Linked DNA regions of Homo sapiens: all the other regions are linked to region 3. Evidence: chromatin loops called from intact Hi-C (ENCODE). Cell type or tissue: adrenal gland. All regions are shown on one strand. Region 1 overlaps ZDHHC7 (zDHHC palmitoyltransferase 7). Region 2 holds the start of LINC02176 (long intergenic non-protein coding RNA 2176). Region 3 overlaps USP10 (ubiquitin specific peptidase 10).

Region 1 (8,000 bases), 220 kb before region 3:
CTTACTGGAGAGGCAGGGCCCAGCCATTGGGCACCTCTGGGAAGGGGAGGGGACCATGAGGCAGCCAGCCCCTGGCAGGGGCGACTGTGCCACCGCAGGCAGCGCTCCAGTCGGGAATGGCCAGGATGGCGCCCTCTTGTTGGAGTTTTTGGTTAGCTTTTACGTTTTCTTCTCCACCCACGGCACAGGTGATAAAATAGGATCCTTGGTGCGGAGCTTAAAATTATGCCAGAAAGCCAACAGCTCCCCTCGTGGGGCCTTGCCTTAAACTTGCCTGGTTTGTACATTTTTTGCCGGACGCATCAAGAAGCAATCTGTGACAAAGTCTGAGGGTCTTCCTTTATGCTTGCCCTCCACACTAAGAGAAGTTGGCGTCTCCCTCCTGGGAATTGTTTTGCCTTTCTGTTCATCTGTGAACTGTTTTTTGTTTTTAATTACTCTGTACCCCATCCGAATCAGGGCTTCTACCACTGCTGATGCAAAACCACAAAGGGACCTACCTGAGCCACCGTCCTAGCCAAGCGAGCAAACCTGCAGGGGGTTTGGAAGTGGACTTGGTCACCGCAGAAGCGTGTGCGCCGTTGGGGGAAGAGCTGCGTCACAGCCAGAGGGACAAAGTGTGGGTGATCCTGGAGACGCCAGTTTCCGAGATTGTTCTGCATATTCATTTGCACATTGTTGTCTGGGTTGGACATGCGTGTGGGCTTCAGTGTGAGGCTTTTAATATGTATATCCTGTTATCAATAAAACAATTATCCAAGTGGTTGAATCCTGTGAGACTTGGCAAGTGTGTGCAAATCAAGTATACTTGACTTTTCAACCTCTTCTTTCAATGTAACTTTTATATGAAATAAAGTAATCAATTAACAGTTCTCAAATGGCTTCCAAAGCGCCCGTTCTTCCTGGATGGTGGTGTTTTCAGGGGGTGCCTTTCCGTGCTTCGTGGGCCCAGCCCCAGGCTGTTAAGGTCACTCCCAAACAGTTTCCAGAAACTCTAAATGCTTTTGTGCCCATGACAAGTGACCTGGGCACTCAAGCGCGACTCACAAATGTTGCCCAGTGAGTACTGTTGCTTGTTGAATGTTTAATTCGACTCCCATCGTTTTACTTAGTCCTTTTTTTAGTGCACGTTGAAATAAAAACAATGTTTCAAAATCTCCACAGTTCAGAATCTCAAGTACCTACAATTTGATTTTAATTCATTCAACAAATTTGTCTAACATTTGCACTGAGGGAACCAAAATGCCCACTTACCTTCCAGAGGCCAGATGGTCAGTGTGTGCCGCAGCCCTGCCTCGCTTACCTTTCAGAGGCCAGATGGTCAGTGTGTGCCGCAGCCCTGCCTCGCACGTGCTGTGCCTTGGGGCTCCTGGTGGCATTCCAGACACGCGGAAATGAGAAGGAGACTCGAACACGGAGGCGCACACCTGAGCCGGGCGGCTGCATGGGCAGCAGCCCTCCAGCTTGTGTTTGTGGCTCTGCCGAATTTTGCTGCAATATTATTTGTATTCCTTATATTAGATTGTTATGTAGGCTCATTGTATAGAAGGATGACGCTTGCATTAAAACAAAACAAAAATATCCTCCAAATAGGAAGGTGGCTAAATCCTATCTTCTATTGTACATGAACTTGGCTTGGGTATGGAAGCAGGGGAAAATAGCTTGAAGGGTAGCCTGGGAGCCGCACACAAAAAGCAGGGTGCCCATAAAAAAAAGCACAAGCGCCCTACAGCATCTCCTGAGGAGCCTGTTTAAAACCGCAATGCCCCTCATCCAGCTGCTAATTTTAGCCAAGACAACCTGAAGACGCCAAGGGAAAATTGGTTTTCCGTGTGGCTGGTTCTGGGCGCTGAAAGCTGAGCCAATCTCTGAGCTCTAAGAGAGCGAGTAGCTCAGCGGTCAGGCCCGACAGGCCCATGCAGGCGGCTTCCCAAAAGGGCCAGCAAGTTTCCGAAGAAAGTTCTAGGCACAGCACATCTGCAGTCCAGAGAACTCCGGGTTTCCTGCCTGCTCTCCCCTCCCCATTCACCGAATATATGTGCGTCCCACGTTTCGTACATGATCAAGTTTAGTTGTGATGACTGAATACTTTGCTGCTAAACCAGATAGGGGCCTCTGATTTTTTGGTCCAACTTTTTGCTTTTACAGAGGTGAAGCTGCCTCGTGTGCCTGTTCCAGCTGTCGCTGAGTGCCTGCACCCCAGCCAGCCTCTGCCACGGGCAGCATCTGCACCATCTCCCCCATTCCCTGCTGAGAGGGCCTGGCTTCTGCAGGGTTGGTGGGTTCAATCTTCTGGGTCCCAGGGTCTACACCTTCCAGATCCTTCCAGTGGTATAACCGCTCCCTGAGAGTTGCTGGAGAAGGGGTGCCTTATTCTTCAAGTTTCCGGTATTTTGGCTCACCTAAAAATACCTTATTCTGCCTCACCTTTGGTTGATGGCGTAGCTAAGTACTTTTCACTCAGCCTGTTGGAGACACCACCCCACCATCTTCTGGCTCCCAGAGCAGCCATGGAGAGCCCACACTCTCCTGGCCCCTGTGCTGTGTGACCTAGCTTTTTTTTTTTTTTTCTTTTTTGAGATAGGTTCTTGCTCTGTCACCCAGGCTGGATCTCAGCCCAGACTGGAGTACAGCAGCGTGATCTCAGCTCACTGCAACCTCCACCTCCTGGACTCAAGCAATTCTTGTTCCTCAGCCTCCTGAGTCACTGGGACTACAGGCCCTTGTCACCACGTCCAGATAACTTTTTTGTATTTTTGGAAGAGACAGGGTTTCGCTATGTTGCCCAGGCTGGTCTCGAACTCCTGACCTCAAGTGATCCGCCCACCTCGGCCTCCCAAAGTGCTGGGATTATAGGCGTGTGCCACTGCACCTGGCCCACGGCCTCTCTTTAGTTCCTCGGTTTCTCAGGGTTGTCGACAAGGTGCCTTGGCCTCAGTTCTCCCGCTGGCTGTGCTGATGCTCAGTAGACTCCACCTGACACTCAGCTTTCTGGTTCTGGCAGACATTCTGTGTTATGTCTTTGGGAATCCCATTCACTCCATTTTTTTCTTAATTTTAAGATTGCATGTTGAACCACCTAGACTGATCCTCTGATTTTCTTATTACACACTCTGTTTTCTGGAAATCTTTAGCTTTGCTTTTTTTTTTTTTTTTTTTAGATGGAGTCTCGCTCTGTCCCTCAGGCTGGAGTGCAGTGGCACGATCTCCGCTCACTGCAACCTCTGGCCTTGCAGGTTCAAGTGATTCTCCTGCCTCAGCCTCCTGAGTAGCTGGGATTACAGGCGTGTGCCACCACGCCGAGCTAATTTTTGTATTTTTAGTAGAGACGGGGTTTCACCATGTTGGCCAGGCTGGTCTTGAAGTCCTGACCTCAAGTGATCCGCCCACCTCGGCTTCCCAGAGTGGTGGGATGACAGGTGTGAGCCACCACGCCACGCTTTGTCTTCTAGCTCTTCTGGATGTTTTTTAAAATTCAGGCTATGGTAGATTTAATTTCCAGAAGCTTTTTATTTTCCTTTGTGTTTTTGAGGAAACATCAGCCAGAGTGTCTTCTGCGGATGCCCTGCTGTTCCCTGTCTCTAAGGATACTGGGGTTTCGTTCTGCATTTCCCCTGGCTTCCTGGGTGGTGTACTCCCAGGCTCCCCACTCCGCATTCTCTCCTCTGCGTGCTCTCTGGCTTTCCTATTAGAAGCCCTCCTCCATGTTCTGCGTGAGACACCAGCCCACTGCCTGGCAGGGCTGTGTAGGGAGCCAGCTTTTCCATGAGGCGGCCCCCATCTCCTGACTGGAAGACTGGCTGCTGGGACTCGGTAGAGAAGGGCCCAGAAGCTTCGCTGGGCAGTAAATAGACCAGCTCCTCTCTCCTTTTCTGCCCCGAGTAGTGCCTGCTGTCCTTGACCCCGTGATCTTCCAGGAATAGCTGCCCCTCTCCTTTGGGGTCTGGGGGGTGGTACCTAGGAGTCTGACCTCCTCCTACAGAAAATTCTTTCCCCATCCTTCGTATCTGGGAACCAGCTGTCAAGCTCTGGTGTTCCTTGGTGCTCCCCCCACATCCCTGGGAGGCAGTGTGGCCAAGGTGGTCATTTCACAGGTGGGGAAATGGAGGCCAAGAAGCTTTCTGACATGCCCAGCTGGGTGAGTAACAGGGCTGACCTCTCACGGTGTCATCAGCCCATGCTCAGGAGAAAATTTCCCCCAAATACGACAGCGCTTCTTTATGGAAAACCTGCCTGTCCTGTGCTGATTTAACACGCACCGTTTCCCTTAACTCTTGCAATCATCACCATCTCATAGATGGGGAAAAACTGAGGCTGAGAGAGGTTGCTCGGGGCCCATAGGCAGCAAACAAGGATCGTATTATGTTTAACATGATCAGCACTAGCTCTTTAATCATGGTGCCATTACTAATGATGTGAGAAACTCTAACAGGGACTTTCCTCCAACTCACCTGATCATCCAGAAGCACAGAACTCCATGGGGGCCAAAAGCTGCCACTTTGTGGATCTGCCCACGTCACCGATGGTGGCCACATGGGAAGTGGGTGCCAGGTGAGGGACTTATCCTGCAGGGAGAAAACGGGTTGGCCCCTCAGCGTGTGCTGCATGACGGCCACCAGGGGGCGCCACGAGACAGCAAATACCCACACACTGCTCAGGCCGCGGGAAGTTCACCCATCGCTGGCCCATCTGCTCAGTAGGTCCACAGATATTTACAGAGCACCTACCGTGTGCCAGCAAGGCGTCTGCCCTCAGTAGACTCTAATTAGCTGGGTGCAGTGGCTCACACCTGTGCTCCCAGCACTTTGGGAATCCAAGGCAGGTGGATTACTTGAGGTCAGGAGTTTGAGACCAGCCTGGCCAACATGGCAAAACCCCGTCTCTACTAAAAACAAAAAAATGAGAGGGACATGGTGACTCACGTTTTTAATTCCAGATACTCGGGAGGCTGAGGCAGGGGAATCACTTGAACCCGGGAGGCGGAGGTTGCAGTGAGACAAGATCGTGCCACCGCTCTCCAGCCTGGGTGAACAGAGTGAGACTCAAGAAAAAAAGACACTAATACAAGAAATTAAATATGCAATTTGTAGACTGTGATTTCTGCTATCAGCATTGAGAAAAGGAGATATCCCCTATCAGGGTGGATATTGTGGAGGATGAGTTGTCAGGAAAGGGCCCTGGAGGGAGGTGAGGGGTTGCAGCTGCGGTTACCAGATGTGCAAAGGCCCTGGGGCAGGAAAGGGCTGGGTTTTTTGCAGTTTCCCTCCCTCAACATGTCCCTTCTGCACAGTGGCTCATGCCTGTAATCCCAGCACTTTGGGAGGCTGAGGCGGACGGATCACCTGAGGTAAGGAGTTCGAGACTAGCCTGACCAACATGGGGAAACCCCGTTCCTACTAAAAATGCAAAAATGAGGCAGGCATGGTAGTGCACGCCTGTAATCCCAGCTACTCTGGAGGCTGAGGCAGGAGAATTGCTTGAACCCAGGACGCAAAGGTTGCAGTGAGCTATCACCCCACTGCACTCCAGCCTGGGCGACAGAGTGAGACTCTGTCTCAAAACAAAACAAAACATGTCCCTTCCTTTCCCACCCTCAGCCTGTAACTTCCCCACTACAGCATCACATCTAACTGGGGGAAGGCTCATACTGAAGCTGTTCTCAGTCCCCCAAACCTTAATATGAATGAACTTGTTTTATTTAGGACAGTGGTTTTCAAAGTGCATTCCCCTCCCCGGACCGGGAACACCGGCATCACTAGGAACTTGTTAGAAATGGAAATTCTCAGCCCCACCCCAGACCTCCCCAGTCAGAAACTCTGATGTCCACCCAGTGATCTGTATTTTAGCAACATGCTCCAAGTTGAAAATCACAGCTTTCGCACCCAGCATTGGAAAGAGTAGGGGATTCCCTGGGTGGAGGGGAACAGGCTTTTCAAGCTCAATGCAACCAGAAACCACCAAATCTGGTCATCTGCCGGCTATTCAGGATCCCAGCACCAGCCTCGTCAGCTGCGAGGCCCGGAGTGGGTCACCTCCTGCCTCTGCATCTCAGTTTCCTTGTATGTAAAATGACAACAACTTCTGCCTCGTGTAGCTGCTGGGAGGATCAGCAATAATGAATCCTGAAGGGCAGGAGGATGCTTGGCACATAGTAGGTGCTCAAGAAATAGTAAGGATGGCCGGGCGCAGTGGCTCATGCCTATAATCCCAGCACTTTGGGAGGCAGAGGCGGGTGGATCACAAGCTCAAGAGTTCGAGACCAGCCTGGCCAATATGGTGAAATCCCGTCTCTATTAAAAGTACTAAAAAAAAAAAAAAAAAAAAAAATTAGCCGGGCGTGGTGGCGGGCGCCTGTAGTCCCAGCTACTCGGGAGGCTGAGGCAGGAGAATCGCTTGAACCCGGGAGACGGAGGTTGCAGTGAGCCAAGATTGCACCACTGCACTCCAGCCTGGGCAACAGAGCGAGAGTCCATCTCAAAAAAGAAAAAAAGAAAAAAAAGCAAACAAGAACATAACCAACCAAACAAAACCACGTCCATTTATAACAAAATCCACCAGAGTAAACATTTACAATCTCCCCAGAAAGTGTTTCATCCATGGCAGAGAGGCCTGTGGGATTTTAAAAGGCTGCAGCTCTTGTCTTTTAAAACCATGAACATCTTGGTGTTTGTCTAGAGCTTTTCTCTCTGCCTGGAGGTACTTTTCCGTCTGTCCTCGTTTCTCCAAGTAAACCCCAAGGAGGTGAGGGGTGGCCATCTCCCAGATGCTTCCACCGAACACACAGACACCCCACCCCAGGTCATCTTGGGTTAAGACTGCAAGCTGGTGGCTGAGACCTAGAGCTGCCCCCAATGGCGTTGATGAAATACCTTTAGTCAGTTGCTAAGATCTACGTATCAGGAGATTCCACCTTGAAATTCAGATTCATTGCCTCCCTGGGCCCCAATTCTTCCTGGCTGGAGCTGGAGGCTGTGCCTGCGCACACCCACCCAGGACAGCATTTCACTTTTAGAAAAATAATATATTGAGATAAAATTCACGTGATGTAAGAGCAACTAATTTAAACTGAATAAGTCAATGGCGCTTAATATCATCTATTTGCAATCTTGTACAAGCTCAATCCTATCTAGGTCCAAAACATTTGCATCATGCCCATTAGCAGCCAGTCCCTACTCCTCCTCCCCGTCTCCTCCCCCGGCCCCTGGCCCCGACTCGTCTACTCTGTTTCTATGAATCTGTCTGTTCTGGACATTTCATAGAAACGGAATCTTGCAAAACGTGTCCTTCTGTGTCTGGCTTCTTTCACTCGGCATTATGCTTTCAGGTTCTGCCCATGTGGTAGCGCGTGTCCAGACTTCATGCCTTTTTATGGCAGAACACGACAGCATCACGTGTTTGCGCCTGTATCGCCGTTATCCACCCAGTATCCCACAGCAACCTCGAGGCAGGGTGGGCCCTGATCCCACCTCCTTTTTGCCTGCTTTGGCCTCGCCCCCTCCTCTACCAGGCCTCGCTAGCTCACTGCCCCCAGGGCCGCTCATATTGGTGGCAAACGTCCTCTGAGGAGCAAGTCTCTGATGGATGCAGGCAGTCCCTGTGCTCACCTTCCTAGCTGGGTGCTGCATTTTATTAGAAAAAAATTTTTGATTTTTCACTTGGAAATAATTTCAGACTTACAAAAAAGTTGCAAATATAGCAGAGATTTCCTACATACCCTTTATATAGCATCCCCCTCCCTTTCTTTTTTCTTTTTTTTTTTTTTGAGACAGAATTTCGCTCTTGTTGCCCAGGCTGGAGTGCAGTGGCGAGATCTCGGCTCAATGCAGCCTTCCAGTTTCAAGTTGAAACCTCAGCCTTCCAGTTGCAAGCGATTCTCCTGCCTCAGCCTCCCAAGTAGCTGGGATTACAGGTGCTCGCCACCACGCCCAGCTAATTTTTGTATTTTCAGTAGAGACGGGGTTTCACCATGTTGGCCAGGCTGGTCTCGAACTCCTGACCTC
Region 2 (8,000 bases), 170 kb before region 3:
CGGCGGCATCGCAGCATCCACTTCTCCTGCTCCTCCCTCACCGAGGGTTCCCCCATAACCCCCTACTCTGGCAATGTAGTTTTTTCTCACTCTGCCTCTCCCTGGAGGATTTCTGGTGAATTTTACCAATAAGCAAGCTTTTTAAAAATAAGTGACGTTCTTCGAGGACTACTTATGTGTCTGGCACTGTGCCCAACATTTCCTAGACTACACAACCTCCTTTCAACATCCTGATTGCCCTTCCCTACAAGGATAATTATTAGGCAGCCTTTTCTCCATTTTGTAGATAAGGAAACGGGCTGGAGGGGTTCCCAAGGTCTCCCAAGGTCTCCCAAGGTCACGGTGCTGGGAGCTGGAGGAGCTGGGTGCAGACCCGGGTCTGGCTTGGCATCGAAGCCCCTGGGCGGCTCTATTTTCTGTTTCTGGGCTGTTGCAGGAACTGGCTGCAAAGAACCATCCCTTCTCACTGGCCTGAACAGCTTGTCCACATTTTCTTCCAGAAGAGTGGCCCTTAGCGTCCCTAGGGCCACTTCCCTCTTTTCCTGACAAGGAAGATAAACTGAGCCGGTGCTGTGGGTCTGAGGCTGGGCCAGGGAGGCTGAGCGGCTCTGGCTCTGGCCGGATCCCCGGCCCAGGACCAGGACTGAGTCAGCGAATGCACAGCCCCACCCTTGGGATGGGTCAAGCCAGGCCCAGGGAAATGGCACCGCTCCCCCTGGCTGGGCTGGGAGGCTTTGTTTAAAGGGTGTCTTTTCAAAGGACCGTTCTGAGTAATAGGCCATGCAGGGGCTGTGGACAGCAGACCATTTAACCCCTGGCCAGCGCCCCTCTTCCCCCATCTTGAAACCCCCTGAAGCTGAAGGGGAGAAGGCTGGCCTGGAGCCCAGGGCTCCGAGCCTCCGTTTCTTACCTGTAAAATGGAGCAACAGCCTGTCTGCCCTCCTCCAGGTGCTGTGAGGACCAAATGAGATCATGGAAAGAAAAGTGCTTAGGAAAATCACCCATTCCATGAAGCGTCTTCGTGAAGAGCTGCGATGGGCCAGGGTGGGGAGGGGGTGTGCAGAGGGCTCTGTCGGGAGGGCGGAGTCATGCCCAGATGAACCTGGGAGCCCCGGAGTGCCGGGCGGTTCTGGGGCACCGGAGGGAGCTGTAGCTGGAAGGGTGGAGGGCAGTGAGCTGGAGGAGGTGCTGTCCCAGAGGCCAGAGCCAGCAGGAATGCCAGTTCATCCCAGCCTCGCACTCAGGGCCTGGCACGCTTTAGCTCACAAGCTCTTGCAAACAGGGGGCTGAGGCTCTGGAGACGGCACTTGTCCAAGGGCACACGGCCGGGGCCTGGTGGAGCTGGGTTTGACGGCCTGAGCGGAGGCCCAGAGGCGCCTGGGAGTGGGAGGAGGGGCAGGACGTGCAGGTGGCCAGGGGCCAAGGCGGGGAACCCAAAGGCCACCCTCACAGCCTGAAGGTCAATGGGATGGCGAGGGCACCCTGTGGGAGGGTCTGAGTGAGGGAGGGGACAGAAGACGCAGGGTCCTTGTGCCAGGAGCCCCATCCGTTCTCTCCGTGACTCTGCCAGGGCTGGGCTGCGGACGCTTCCCTCTCATCACTGAAGGGTGTCGCTTCCCTTTTCGGGACCCTGCCTGGGCCTTGGTCTTCTGGACAAACACTTGGAGTAGGGCGAGAACATATCCTCTCGGAGATAAGGCCGGGGCAGGCTCAAGGCCAGACCTCCCTGGAGCTGGCTTCATGGATGGCTGCGGGCTCCCAGCCTGACTCTCTGGGCCTGGAGACGCTGGAGTTTTTCTGGTGATAAGTTACCCTTGAACCCCTGAGGAACTCAGGGGGGCCTAGCGCCCTTCCAGGACTATATGGAGTTTACAGACAAATCTGACGGGAAAGTCTGTGGCCTTTAAACAAATGCAATACTCAATGCACTGCTTTGCTTTGGTGTGCAATGAAGGCCCGGCCACTTGAAGGAGGGCTTGTGACAGAGCCCCTAACCTGGACGTGGAATGGAGCTCAAGCACCTGTTCTTTTTGTTCTTTTCTTTCTTCTTTCTTTCTTTGTTTTGAAACAGGGTCTTGCTGTCTTGCCCAGGCTGCAGTGCTGTGGTGTGATCCTGGCTCACTGCAGCCTCAAACTCCCGGGCTCAAGCAATCCTCCTGCCTCAGCCTCCCAAGTAGCTGGGATTACAGGCTCACGCCACCATGCCCGGCTGATTTTTAAAATTTTTTTGTAAAGATAAGAGTCTCCCTATGTTGCACAGACTGGTCTCGAACTCCTGACCTCAAGCAATCCGCCTGCCTCGGCCTCCCTCTCAAAGCACTGAGATTACAAGCGTGAGCCACTGCACGTGGCCTCAGGCACCTTTTCTAAACTCTTTTGCTTAGGGATCAGTTTGGGAAAAATTATAATGTTCATGGGGTGCACCTGTTTTCTCTCATTAACAATTAAAATAGCTCTAGAGAATCTCATGGGAGAAGCATGGATTTTTTTTTTTTTAACAGCTTTTTTTTGAGGTATAATTCACATACCACACAATTCACCTGTTAAAAGCCCACAGTACAGTGGTTTTTAGTGTATCCACAGAGGTGTGCAGCCATCACTACAATCCTCTTTAGAATATTTTATTTCCCCCCAAAAAAACCCCTGTACCTTAACCATCATCCCCAATTCCCCAACTTCCTCCAGCCCCTGCTAACCATGAATCCACTTTCAGTCTCTCTGGATTTGCCTGTTCTGGACGTTTCCTATAAATGGCGTCATGCAGTCTGTGGTTCTTTGTGTCTGGCTTCTTTCACTCAGCACCACGTCTTCAAGGTCGTGAACATTGTCACACATACCTGAACACCATTCCTTCTTCATGGCCAAATAATGTTCCATTGAGTGAATGGAGCACTTTTTGTTTCTCCATCATCAGCTGATGGACATGTGGGCTGTTTCCACTTTTTTTGGCTACTGTGAATAGTGCTGCCAAGAGCATTCTTGCACACGTTTTTGTGTGAACGTAAGTTTTCATTTCTCTTGGGCGTAAACTCACAAGTGGAATTGCTGGGTCCTTTGGAAACACTATGTTTAACCTTTAGAGGAACAGCCAGATTGAGAACACATAGATTTTTACAACTTACATGACCTGTTTATTAAGAAAATTCGCTGATATTGGTGAATGTTTACTACGGGCCAGGGTGTCTCATGAATGATCTTATTTTGTCCCCACAACAAGCTTATTTGGTCGGTTCTGTTACTGTCCCCAGTGGACAGAGCGGGAAAGCTGGGGATCGGAGAGGTTGTGAAACCCGAGTAGATTCAAATCCCAGCTCGTATGAATCAGGGATTTGAATCCAGGCCGTGGGGTCCCCTCCCTTCTGATGCTTCCTGATGAGTGGCCTCTACTGAAGTGCCCAGTCTGCAGAGCACTGAGGCTCCTTTCCAGCCACAGAAGCACTCATTTTGGAGAACTGGCAACCCCGAGGGTACGTTTAACTCTTCCTTCTGGATTCGATGGGAGCTGGGTCATGGGCGCTGTGTGTCGAGGCCGTGACCATTCCCAGCTCATTCCTCCATCAGGACATATGAACCACCTACTGCAGCCAGCACAGGCCAGGCCCGCAGAGTCCAGTGCCCTCGTTCCAGGTCAGCCTCCTCGTAGTGCAGGGCGCTGCCACCACCGCATGTTGTCCTTCCTGATGGCAACACTGGCTGTGCAAATGAAGGCAGTGTTCCTATTTGGCCTGATTCATTGGTTCTCATATTTGAGCTGCATCAGAATTTCCTGGAGGGCTTCTTCAAACCTGCATTGCAGGCCCACTCCCTGAGAGTCTGGTTCTGCTGGTCTGGCGTGAGGCCAGAGAATATGCATTTACAACAAGCTCCCAGGTGAGGCTGCTGCTTCTGGCCCAGGGACCCCTCTTTAAGGCATTAAGAAGTCCTGGGGATGGGGGCTGGGCCCCTGGGATGGGGGCGGGACCCTTTCTTGGATAACAGGTCAAGGGCTTCAGTCACTACTTGGGCTCAATGGCCTCTAAGAAATGGGGTTCCTGCTTCCCTGGAGGCCTCTCTGGACCCCTGGGGTGTGCGGATGGAGCACATATTGGACTGGAAGGAAGAGGGGCTGCCTAGATGGGTTGGGGTTACAGGCAGCCATTCTCACCCCTCCGGGGAGTGGTAGCAATTGGACCCTGGTGCTCTGCTGCCCCCTGGTGGTGGGCAATTCTGCACTGCCCCCTTTGAGGGTGATGAGACCCTTGAGCGCTGTCTGAAGCCGGGGCACCAAGCTCGACCCCACTGCCGGGGTCCTCGTACGTGCTCTCTCTTGGGAACTGATCTGCTGTCAGTCATATGCACTTTAGTGAGAATAAGTCCAAGTCCTTGATTCTTGTCTCCTGGGGGAGATTTACACTTAAATCCCACGGCTCATTGCTAAAGAACAGGAAGGCTCTGCCCAAGACTTGAAGCTTCAGGCACCAGGGAAGGAAGGGGAGGGTCCTCCCAAGAGTCTTGCTGAACAGCTGTGTACCCTGACCCCTGAACCTGGGAGGACCTGGCCACGGGCCTGCTTCCCAAAGGCTCCTCCCCCTCGAGGGGAGCGGCCGTGCTGTTTGCATGCTGCTTTAGAAGACACCATCCTCAGACCTTCAGCGCTTACCACGTGCTGAGCGTCTTTGCTGTCGCCTCCTGCACGTGCACAGTGGCCCTCCAAAGTCATCATTGCTTTACATGCCAGGCAATGGAAGCCCAGACAGGGTAAGAGGCATCAGCCAAGGCGTGGAGATGGCCATTGGCCAGTGGGCTCTGTGGATCTGGGCCTCAGAGAGGCAAGAGCTGAAGACGTGGCGTGGGGCAGGGGGCACACATGCAGATGGCGTGTAACGCAAGGGATGGGATGACTGCGGGGGAGAGGGAGCCCGGGCAGAAGGGAAGAGGTCCAAGGTCAGCCAGTTAGCAGGGGCCAGGAAAGGAGTGGGGTGGAGAGGCCGGGGATGGAAGGAGAGAAATCGCGAGGGCGTGAAGCATGCACGGGGCTTACAAGCAGACCATAACGGAAGGTTTGTGACCTTTAAGAAAAATCTAACCATTTGATTGGCTGCTCTGCTTGGCTGTAGTGCAAAGCCCGCCCACTTTGAAGAGGGGCCCAGAGGCAGCCTGAGGCTGTGTCCTCTGGGGGACTTGAATTCAAATGTCTTTCCTGTGTTTTTTGCTTGAAGTCCAATTTTCAAACTTGTTTTTCCCCCCTGTTATTTTTGCAGAGATGGGGTCTCCCTATGTTCTCCAGGGTGGTCTTGAACTCCTGGGCTCAAGTGACCCTTCTGCCTCTGCCTCCCTGAGTGCTGGGATTGCAGACGTGAGCCAGCATGCCTGGCGAGATCCAATTTTCAAGGAGAATATCTATATTCTTTAGAATAGTTTACATTAAACTAATATAAACTATTAGTTTATAACATACCATTGTACTAGTTTGAATCTTCAAAAAGATCCGTCCACATACTAACCTCAAAGAATTACGATTGGGACCTCATCTGGGGAAAGGGTCTTTGCAGGTGTTAAGAAGTTAAGGATTTTGAGGTGGGATCATTCTTTTTTTTTTTTTTCTTTTTTTTTTTTGAGACAGAGTCTCGCTCTGTCGCCCAGGCTGGAGTGCAGTGGCACAAACTTGGCTCACTGCAAGCTCCACCTCCCAGGTTCACGCCATTCTCCTGCCTCAGCCTCCGGAGTAGCTAGGACTACAGGCGCGCGTCACCAGGCCTGGCTAATTTTTTTTGGTATTTTTAGTAGAGACGGGGTTTCACCATGTTAGCCAGGATGGTCTTGATCTCCTGACCTTGTGATCCACGAGGTGGGATCATTCTTGACTAGGGTGGGCCCCACATTCAGTGACAGGTGTCCTTCTAGGAAACAAGGGGAGAAAGCCATGTGAAGGTGAGGTGGAGACTTGAGTGTCCTGGGATACGTCGGCATCTATCATCCATCATCTGTCTATAGGTAAGTAGACAGGCGGTAGATATGGACAACCATATATAGATATAAAATATTCTCCCTTGCATATAGATCATATGTCATATAATGTGTCAGTGTTTCTCAAAGTATGGCCTGAGGAACTCCTGCATCAAAGTTGCCTGGGACTTTGTAAAACTAAAGACTCCTGGGCCGGCTTTCAGACCTATGGGATTAGACTGTGGATGGGGCCCAGGAATGGGCATTCTAGACACATTTTCTGAGTGATTCTGATGCCCCTGGTGGTTCCCTGATATGCTGAGGATGGCTTGGGAGCAGGTGGGGGGAGGTTTGTCAACCAGAAGTGACCAGGAATGTGTCCAAGCAGAAAGGCAGGGACAGGGTGGACTGTTCTGGCTAAGGTGGAGGTTGCTGGCGCACCTCCCTCTGGGGCTGATGGACAGCTGGTGTGTGCTGGGGGCCCAGATGTTTGGGGTCATGGGGACCCTGCTCCGTCCTTGTTGGCACTGGTGCCCCCACCGCCCTCTGGGCCCAGCTGCTGTTGGAGAGGGGCCAGGAGTACACACAGGCTATTGTCAGCCCGTCTCACACTCGGCGTGCCTGGCCTTCCTGACGTTTAGACAGCTGCTTTGTGTCTGGCTGCTCTGGGAATTCCAGGGCCCGGGAAGCGACCGGAGCTGACATCCCAGGACCAGCTGGTGGGGTGGGCCGCGGGGCCATCTGGAAGTTTCCGGACCTCAGGGAACACTTATGTAACTGGTTTAGAGGGGAGGTTTGGACAATGGATTCGCTGAAGGACCAAGAACAAACTGAGCCTTTCCCAGGGCAGGCAGGTCCTCTCCCGCCAACAGGCATCTTATCTACTCCCCAAGGCCCCTCTCAGCCCCAGAGGGTCCCTGCTGTCAAAGCCAGAAGAGCAGACGATGGGACTGAAGCTCTCCAAGGGCAAGGACTTGTCTGTTTTGCCTTGTCACCCTCTGTGCTTAGCACAGCACTTGGCCCGTGCTGAGTGCTGAGTGAGGGTTGAATGAACATGCGCTTGTGTACATGACAGAGTTTCCTCCAGGGAGGAAGGACTGGCCCAGAGCAGCGGCTCACAAAGCGGGGTTCCTGGGTCAGCCCAATCAGCATCCCCTGGGGCTTGTTAGAATGCAGGTTCTCAGGCCCCACCCCAGAACTCCTGAGTCAGATGCTCTGGGGCTGGGCCTGGCAATCTATATTTTTAAGAGCCCATCAAGGGATTTCGATCCAGGCCGGTGCAGGAGAACCCCTGGTGTAGGGCAGCGAGAGGCAGCTTCCAATACCAGGCAACCCCCAACAAAATCCAACTGCTTCCACTCATAGCACTATTACTACTACTACCTCCACTACTACGGTTGCTGTCACGACTGCCATTGTTATCAGTACAGTTACTATTATTACTACGATACTTCTACTGGTACTATTGATTTAGTTGAGGCAGAAGAGCTGGGTCCTCCATGCATGGGCACTCAGCTTAGATTGTAGCCGAGTCCCCGAAGGTGGGGCGCAGATGCTTAGACGTTTCCAGGGACTTGTGGGCGGCTGGCGGGAGACCCACTGGTTTGGATGAAAGGGCACACGGGGCCTCTGAAGTGACACAGATGTGGATTCAAGTCCTGGTCCTGCCTCTTTATTTATTTCTTTTTGAGACAAGCTTTCGTTCTGTCACCCAGGCTGGAGTGCAGTGGTGTGATCTTGGCACCCAGGCTGGAGTGCAGTGGTGTGATCTTGGCTCACTGCAGCCTCGATTTCCTGGGCTCAAGTGATCCTCCCAACTCAGCCTCACAAGTAGCTGGGACCACAGGTGCACCCCATCATGCCTGGCTAATTTTTGTATTCTTTGGAGAGATGGGGTTTTGCCTTGTTGCCCAGGCTGGTCTCCAATTCCTGGACTCAAGTAATGCTCTGGCCTTGGCCTTCCAAAGTTTTGGGATTACAAGAGTGAGCCACTGCGCCTGGTGGCCCTGTCTTTTAATAGTGGGGAGACCTTGGGCAAATCACATAAAAGCCCTGTGCCTCAGTTTCTTTATCTA
Region 3 (8,000 bases):
AGTTCAACATCAAGTACATTATTCAATTAGAACATTTTTGAAACTAATCTTTTCCCTCAAATAGCAACATTTAATCTTCCTGGGGGGAACAGAATTAGGGAACACAAGAACTACCTATTTTAATGAGAAACAAAAAAATGTTAACACAGTATCATTATTAGAGAATAGATTTGAGAGATACAGCCTTTCTTCCTTAAACACCATTAGCCAGGTGTGTCTCATCAGCAGCAAGGCGCCTCAGACACTAGATAGAAAGATATCTTGCAGAACCCACGTCTCATTCCTCTCTGCATCCCCAGCATCTAATGCTGACCCTACACATCACTGTGTGTGTTCAATGGCTGTTCAGTGAGTAAAAATACTCCTTTCAGAGACAGCGGTCTCCTACAAATTAAACCGTCCACTAGAAATCCAATTTAGCAACTGTTTTATAAACTGTAATTCCCTTATTCCATTTACAAACACGCTGCTCAGCCTCAGGTTCACCCTGAGTGGACATCACTCTTTCTGTGTATTAAAACAGCTGTGAATGCCATCTTTATAGAATTAACCATCAGAAATGCTTGAAAACAAGACAAGGTCTCCCCCTGTCCCACTATGAATCTTCTAATGGTGATGGCTACAATTTATAAACCCTTCTACACTTAGCACGTTCTTTACAATTGACAAATGTTAATTGGCTGGACTTAATCCTTAGTAATCTAGGAGTACCACCACTTTGACCCTTTCACCAATAAGGAAAATGAGGCTCCCAAAGACTGACTAACTCACCTGTGATCACACAGGAGCCAGGTAGCATAGCCAGGGCCTCAACTCCATAATCTGCAGCCAATCCACACTGTCTCCTTTACTTTTAAATTGTATACTAATCATATAACCCACAAATAGATACACCTACTATGTACCAACAAAAATCAAAAATTCATTTAAAAATAAAGTATAATAAATAAACAAATTGTATATAGGAAAGAAAAACCAAAATGGCATACATACATTTGATAGTAGCATCCATCTAAGGCATCGCTCAAAAATAAGCTTTTCTTTTCTAAACTACATTGTACTGGCAGATCCCAGACTTCGGCACTAATCAAATGAAAAAATTAATTTACAAAATTCAAAACACACACACACACACACACACACACACACACACACACACACACCCCCACCCCTCTCATTCCCTCCTTCCTATGAATAAATGTCCTCTTCCTTCTAACTGAAGAAGCGTAGGGAATAATTTCTGCTAGCTCTTCTTCTGTAGAAAGTAAAATATTACAGATTCTGTGGAATCTGTTTAATTAGACTAAGTTTGCAAAGCTCCTCTCTCTCTTAATATGGAATACCGAACTGGGCCTTGAAATAAATGAATAATGGATCAGTTACGAACTGAACCCCAAGCCTGCATGTGATGACACCCAGCAGAGATAGCACCTGTCATGTGAGGGACACTGTGCTAGAAGCTTTGTGTATATTATTCATAATTATCATAACCCTACTGTCAGAGATAGTTACCAACCCCATTTTACAGATGAGAAAACTGAGGTCACATAACAGCTGAAATGACCTGTGAACCTGGGTCCACCTGACTCAAGAGGTTGAGCCCTTTCCTCAATATATAAGGGGCTTCACTTAAAAATCCCTTTTATTCCAAGGTTTCAGATACTTACTTTTCCCCACAGGCTTAAAGTCTATTGACAGTGGATTTTTACATTTGTCTTTAAACCATATCATCACAACAGTCTATCATTTCTAGTGTGTGCCACAGAACAGCAACTAATGTCATTGCAGTGTTAAAAAGGTGCATTTTCAAATAACCATCAATGACGTAAAGGCATAGTGTCTCAAATGAAAACTCCAGCATGATTCCAACAAGGCTTTGCCATAGTATTTTTATATCAAATGACTTTTTTTTTTAAACCTAACCTTAAGACTCAAAGCCTGCTATCTTTCTAACATAGAAACCTTTGTTTTTTTGAGACAAGTCTTGCTCTGTCACCCAGGCTGGAGTGCAGTGGTGCAATCTTGGCTCACTGCAACCTCTGTGTCCTGGGTTCAAGTGATTTTCCTGCCTCAGCCTCCCATGTAGCTGGGATTACAGACGTGCACCACCACGCCCGGCTAATTTTTGTATTTTTAGGAGAGACAGGATTTCACCATGTTGGCCAGGCTGGTCTTGAACTCCTGAGTTCAAGTGATCCACCTGCCTTGGTCTCCCAAAGTGCTTGGATTACAGGCATGAGCCATGGTGTGTGGCTGAAACCTTTGTTAAATAACATGCTGCCTTTCGCTGAAGGCGAGTAAACCCCTGCTGAGCCCTGCCTAGGCACCGGGTAAGGAAGGCACAGAGATGAATGCAAGGTGGTCCTGCCCTAGGCAAGCTCGCAGACCAGTGAAGGGACGAACTGTGATGTCCCTGGCTCCAAACACACACTGTACAGGCTAAGCTGAAGGGGTGTTGGGAGATGGGGGGCGGGGGGTGGGGAAGGATGCTTAGCCCAATCCAAGGGCTGCAGAAACTCTGGGAAGGTCAGGGGTTGAAGCCACCAAATGGAAGCTGAGGAAGAACAGATATACTAGAAGGTTCTCACTGACTGGGGCAGCAGTGCTATCCAACTAGAGGAGGAATACAACAGATGAGCAGGTTATTTTTTGTTTAGTGTGGTAATGAGCTCAGTTTTAGAGATGTTAGTAAAAGATACCCAGATGACACCAGTAAATCGTATATGTATATTAAAAGACCAGCAAGTGACTGATTTTTTTTTTTTTTTTTGAGACAGTCTCACTCTGCCGCCCAGGCTGGAATGCAGTGGCACCATCCTAGCTCACTCCAACCTCCGCCTCTGGGTCTCAAGCAATTCTTGTGCCTCAGCCTCCCGAGTAGCTGGGACTACAGATGTGTGCCACCATACCCAATCATAATTATTATTTTAAAGACAGGATCTTGCTCTATTACCCAGGCTGGAGTGCAGTGGCGTGATTATGCCTCACTGCAGCCTCGACCTCCTGGGTTCAACAGATTGATAATCACACAAACATACGCACAGGTCCCCAGAGTGCAGGGCTGGAAGGGTAGAGAAGTGAGAAGCACGCAGGGGCAGCGTGTAGGAGTGGGGGCAGCGTGTAGGAGTGAAGACAGCAAGTGCAGGCTGCTCAGCCAGAAGCCGGGCTGAGGAAGGAGACAGGATCATGGGTGCAAGGAGCTAGGGATCCAGGAAGATGCAGCGAAGTTTCTGGGTGGGAGAAGGAGTGAAACAGCAACTTCAGTTTTCTTGACGATACGGAAGGAAAGGTCTTCTAGGGCAGAGTTAGGGCGAAGATGCCAGAGGTGGGTGAGACGGGGCTTGAACATGTTCATTCCTGTTTAGCACTGATACTGGAAGGAAATGAAAGCAGCCACCAGGGCCAGGCATACAAGATCTGCCTGAAACTTCCCTTCGTTGTTGACCCGTTCGAACAGACTCAAAAACACGCTTTATGACGAGGCTAACTCCACTCTTAAAAGGAAAGCATTGCACAGCCATCAAGAACTGGCTGCACTAAGCTCTGTCTGAAAACACAGCTCCTTTTTTTTTTTTTCTGGGACAAAGTCTAGAGACAGGGTTTTGCCACATTGGCCAGGCTGGTCTCGAACTCCTGGCCTCAAGCAATCCGCCTGCCTTGGATTCCCAAAGTGCTGGGATTACAGGTGTGAGCCACTGTGCCTGGCCTCCTTTCATGTTCTTAACTGAGTTAGGGGCCCAGAATAATCTGCATGGCCTGGAGGCTTGACCATTCAATCTCTATGCAATCAAAGGATACATAAATCAACTATAAACCGACTTTTTTCCCAGCATTTATTTGTGAGACAGCATGAACTAGTCAGACAGAAACCTTTAGTTTCTACATCAGCCATTCCCTTAAATCGATACCAGCTTCCAGTTTGCTTATTTTGAGGCGCAGGCAGGTTAAAAAGCAGTTTCAGTTTTTCTTGCACAGTATTAAAATCAAGTCTTCTAGCACCACCCAGTGGTTTGTTCAATAACTGCAAGGAACCTACAAAAGCGAACGAGCACAACCTCTGCAACAGCAGAACATACGTACGGGCCCTTGGGACGTGTACTAGGAAATGTACTCCACCAAGCTTTCCTTCAAGCCTTTGACAGTCTTTGAAAGGCCATTCTGGTACGACGTCGTTAAACGCAGAATAAACCTTTTCAGACTTGGAAAATACAGAAGAGACACGAACAACCTAGATTTTTCTTAATGATTATTCTGTTACTGTAGAAAAATTTTATCTAGTGGCAAGTCTTTCATAAACTAAAATACCGTATCATTCTGTTATTAATCTCTTATAATGATCCTAAATCCTAATCTCAGAGTAAGACCGACAGAAGGCACTCAAGATTCTCCACACTGTCTCCACAGTAGCTGACCTCATCACTGCCTACCTGATATTAGTGCTGTGTGCCTCCTTCTCTGGACAGGAGGCTCCTTAAAGACAAGACTCTCACACTTCAACTGCTCAACAAAGTCCGCACCATCTAAGGTAACAGGACTTGGTGGCCTTTTGTGTCCTCAGCCTGTTACTGCCATCCCTACTAGCTGCATGAGGCCTCCCCTCCTTGCTTTCTCCCCTCAACACCCCTCTGCCAATGATCACTTCTCCCTACAAACAGCTGCCATCTGTTCCTTTCTGATCTTATGCCTTAGACTACCCTGAAGGCAAGGCCAATCATTACTCCAACTAGACAGTGCATGGCATACAGTAAGTTCTCATTAGACAGTAATACAGGATCAATTAAACATCTGGAGATTAAAGTTGTTGGTTACGGCAAATGACTCCACTCATATTTGTTAGAAATGACTCAACAGACTTTAAAGGTCATTTAGCTCCTGGTCCAGAAAGTCTAAATGACAGCTCCTGAGAAGACGCACAGTAAAGGGCAAGGGCCCAGGCACACAAACCAGGAAGACGGGGGTTCGCGCCCTGGCTCTGCCACTTCATTCATTGTGCGGCAGATCACTCCGCACCTGGAACAGGTAAGGAGCTGCACCACGCTCAGCTATAGCAAAGATGAGCACGCATGTAAATACATAAGCAGACCACTCCCGGCATGACGGCCAGCTCAATACAGACATCAGAATCCCCCCTAGAAAATAAAGAGCTAATAGAGGTGGAAGGAGAAGGGAAAAGCAAATGAATTTATGTGAGAGTCTGAGAAAACCAACAACTTTCAGCATCCCAAGAGGAAATGTTAGCCCAACTTCCTTAAAATCTTGACAAGTTTTAAACATCTTGACATATTAAAGATATATTAATAAAGTTCTATTTCAGGCAACACTTTGGGAGGCTATGGCAGGAAGATCACTTGAGTCCAGGAGTTCCAAGATCAGCCTGGGCCACACAGTGAGACTCTGTTGCTATGAAAAATAAAAAATAAAAAATAAAAAAATTAGCTGTACATGGTGGTGCCTGCCTATAGTCCCAACTACTCAGGAAGCTGGGGCAGGAAGACCACCTGCGCCTGAGAGATCAAGGCTGCAGTGAGCTATGATCATGCCACAGCACTCCAGCCTGAATGAATGAGCAAGACCCTGTTTCTTAAGAAAAAAAAAATACGTTTTTAAAAAATAAAGCTCCATTTTAAGAGGAATGATTGTAAGAAATGAAGATTAAATACTTATTGTCAAAGATTTTCTCTTAAGATCCAAACACTCAAGAAACATTTAAGGTCCACTTTTGTAACATCTCACACGTACACTAAGCCTTCCATCCTGACTCATTTCGATAACCATCAACTGGAGGAGACACTAACGCTTTATGAAGTTCGTGAGCTCCTCTTCTTCCTCGCAGTGAAAAAAACAGGGGTGCAAAAGCAGTTCTAATTCCTCCTAAGACCAGACCGAATTATGTTCAAGTGAATGAATCCTATTGTTATCATGCAAAAGTCAGGTCTTACGGACAAGCCAGAACTAATACCACTTCCAAATTTCTAATATCACTCTTCGCTCTATTTAAATTCCTCTTTCAACATCAACATTTTCATTTACAATGTTATTCCTAGCCTAAAGTCCAATACGCATTCCAATTATGGAGGCTAAAAGAATAAAAATGAGGAAGGCGGGCCACCAAGGATAGAGGGCAGGCAACTTCTAGGTTGAAACTTGACCTGCATTCCAAAGTCATTGCCATTGGTGTATCTATTTTACCTTCTTTAAGGGCATATAATAGAAGTTGGCTCTAATAACAAACTTTCCCCAGAAGCCTTCTTTTCAATTCATCATGGTTGGTATAATTTACTACTTAACTGTTCAGACAGCAACTTTAGGAAGATGGCCTCCCCCAGTCCATCTTTGTCACAGGAGTTGGTGGGGCTGCCTAGAACAATGTGTGAGAAAAGGCACAAAATGCCAGAATGACTCATAAAAGACACAAAATTGAAACCTGTAGTTCACTTTTGTAATAACTCACATGAAAAGGCTGAACTGAAATTTCACTCTTATGAAATCTGCTGACATACAGAAAAATGGAGTTGCTTAATAGCCTTTTTTCAAATTTTAAGACATACATGCTAGATGGTAGCTCACAAGGGCTGCCACAAATCAGCCCACTGAAATTGTTTATCAACTCAAAGGCAATACCAGCATCGTAAACTTTTATGTCATCATAAGCTATGATTATTCTTACACATATTTTACACATCAAATTCTGTTTTCCTAAAATTAGGACTTAGGGGTCATATTAACATTGAAAATCCCTGAAAATGCAAGGTACAGAACTCTGATTCTTAGGGCTCAATAACTGGCCCGTAATCGACATTCTGGTGTTGTTGACCTGCTTTTCTGTCATCATTCTAACTGTCCAGAACATTCTCCAAGTGCTTTTCTTTTCCTCATTACCATCAATTTGGAAGAACACACACTATCTTGGTTATCTAACCAGGTGGAGGACAGCAAAGTGACCAAAATGTACCACTACCCATTGACTACAGATCAACTTATGTTTCTGAAGTGGAAAGATGTATAATAAATGTGAGGCTACAAACATCGAATCAGATGTGGACTAAACTCTCAGTCCACAAGGGTGGATCCCGGTAAACAGGTGCCACGCCTTTTTAACTTAGATCACGCCGCATGACCACTGCCTGTGTACTTCAGAGTTTGAAGAGGAAGTGCAAAATATCTGAGAAACCATTTCCCCCAAGGAGCGGGGGGAAATATATGCATGATTTATAAACTGCCAAAATAAAGATCAGTTTTAGGATACACAGCCATGCTTAATGATGGGGATATGTTCTGAGAAATGTGGCATTAGGCAATTTTGTCATTGTGGGATCACATGCCTAGATGGTATAGCCAACTACACACCTGGGCCATATGCTAGAGCCTATTGCTCCTAAGCTACAAACCCGTACAGCATGTTGTGTACTGAATACCGTAGGCAACTGTAACACAACTCACTGGTCACTAGAAATTGTTTAGCTCCATTATAATCTTATGGGACCACTGTCGTACATGCGGTCTGTTGTTGACTGAAACATCATTAAAGCAGCACATAACTGTATGTTCATTTACACTTAAATAAACACGGACAGGGTAATTCATTAGAGAAGACCCAAATTGTAATAACTTTGTTTCTTGATCCAATGCCTTTTAGGTATAAAACCACTGTGAAAAATCATATAAACAGGTTTTGACTAACAATTCATAATAAATGACATTGCTAGATACCTCAACGCAATGTTTTCAGAGCTGTTCAAGAGCTCAGTTTTCCTAGTTCTCTCTCACTGGAATTTTAACTTATCGGGCAGTTGGCCACTCTTCTTACCCAGCATTATTTATATTCTGTTAAAACAAAATATACTGTTGCATAATTTTGAAAGCAAAACATCAAATACAAAATGGCTCTATTTGTGATGTGAAAGCATCTGATACAATTTCGTCTAGTATATGAGGAATGTTCCTTAGTAAAGACCCAGGAAAAGTACAATGTTCAATGAAAGCATACGTTCAATTTCAAA

Evidence for each region. A loop is a pair of places that touch in the nucleus more often than their neighbours do. Peaks named below come from ENCODE experiments on the same cell type or tissue, not always from the same donor. Only the 100,000 strongest peaks of a DNase experiment are listed, where the experiment ranks them.
Region 1: a loop joins it to region 3, with 4 times the contacts of the local background. A loop is called at or near these places in 95 of 110 quality-filtered maps.
Region 2: it touches region 3 in a loop (2.7-fold over the local background); 9 of 110 quality-filtered maps call a loop at or near these places.

Annotation. Positions count from the first base shown.
Region 1 is chr16:84,967,338-84,975,337 of GRCh38, reverse strand. It overlaps ZDHHC7 (zDHHC palmitoyltransferase 7), which reads left to right. Exons shown (of 8, transcript NM_017740.3): 8 at 1-1,163. Among named protein-coding and RNA genes, the nearest start is that of ZDHHC7, 40 kb to the left of the region's middle. In adrenal gland, a CTCF peak has its summit at 4,618 (motif pointing right); a DNase peak (open chromatin) is centred at 4,597; H3K27ac peaks cover 1,273 bases.
Region 2 is chr16:84,921,516-84,929,515 of GRCh38, reverse strand. It overlaps LINC02176 (long intergenic non-protein coding RNA 2176), which reads right to left and starts at 1,541. Exons shown (of 4, transcript XR_933830.2): 1 at 911-1,541. In adrenal gland, CTCF peaks have their summits at 748 and 4,200 (motif pointing left); DNase peaks (open chromatin) are centred at 613, 4,175 and 6,561; H3K27ac peaks cover 5,753 bases.
Region 3 is chr16:84,750,566-84,758,565 of GRCh38, reverse strand. The region is part of intron 4 of USP10 (ubiquitin specific peptidase 10); the gene reads right to left. Among named protein-coding and RNA genes, the nearest start is that of USP10, 55 kb to the right of the region's middle. RefSeq lists an enhancer at 6,275-6,354. In adrenal gland, a CTCF peak has its summit at 4,014 (motif pointing left); DNase peaks (open chromatin) are centred at 2,305, 3,275, 4,055 and 4,545; H3K27ac peaks cover 2,355 bases.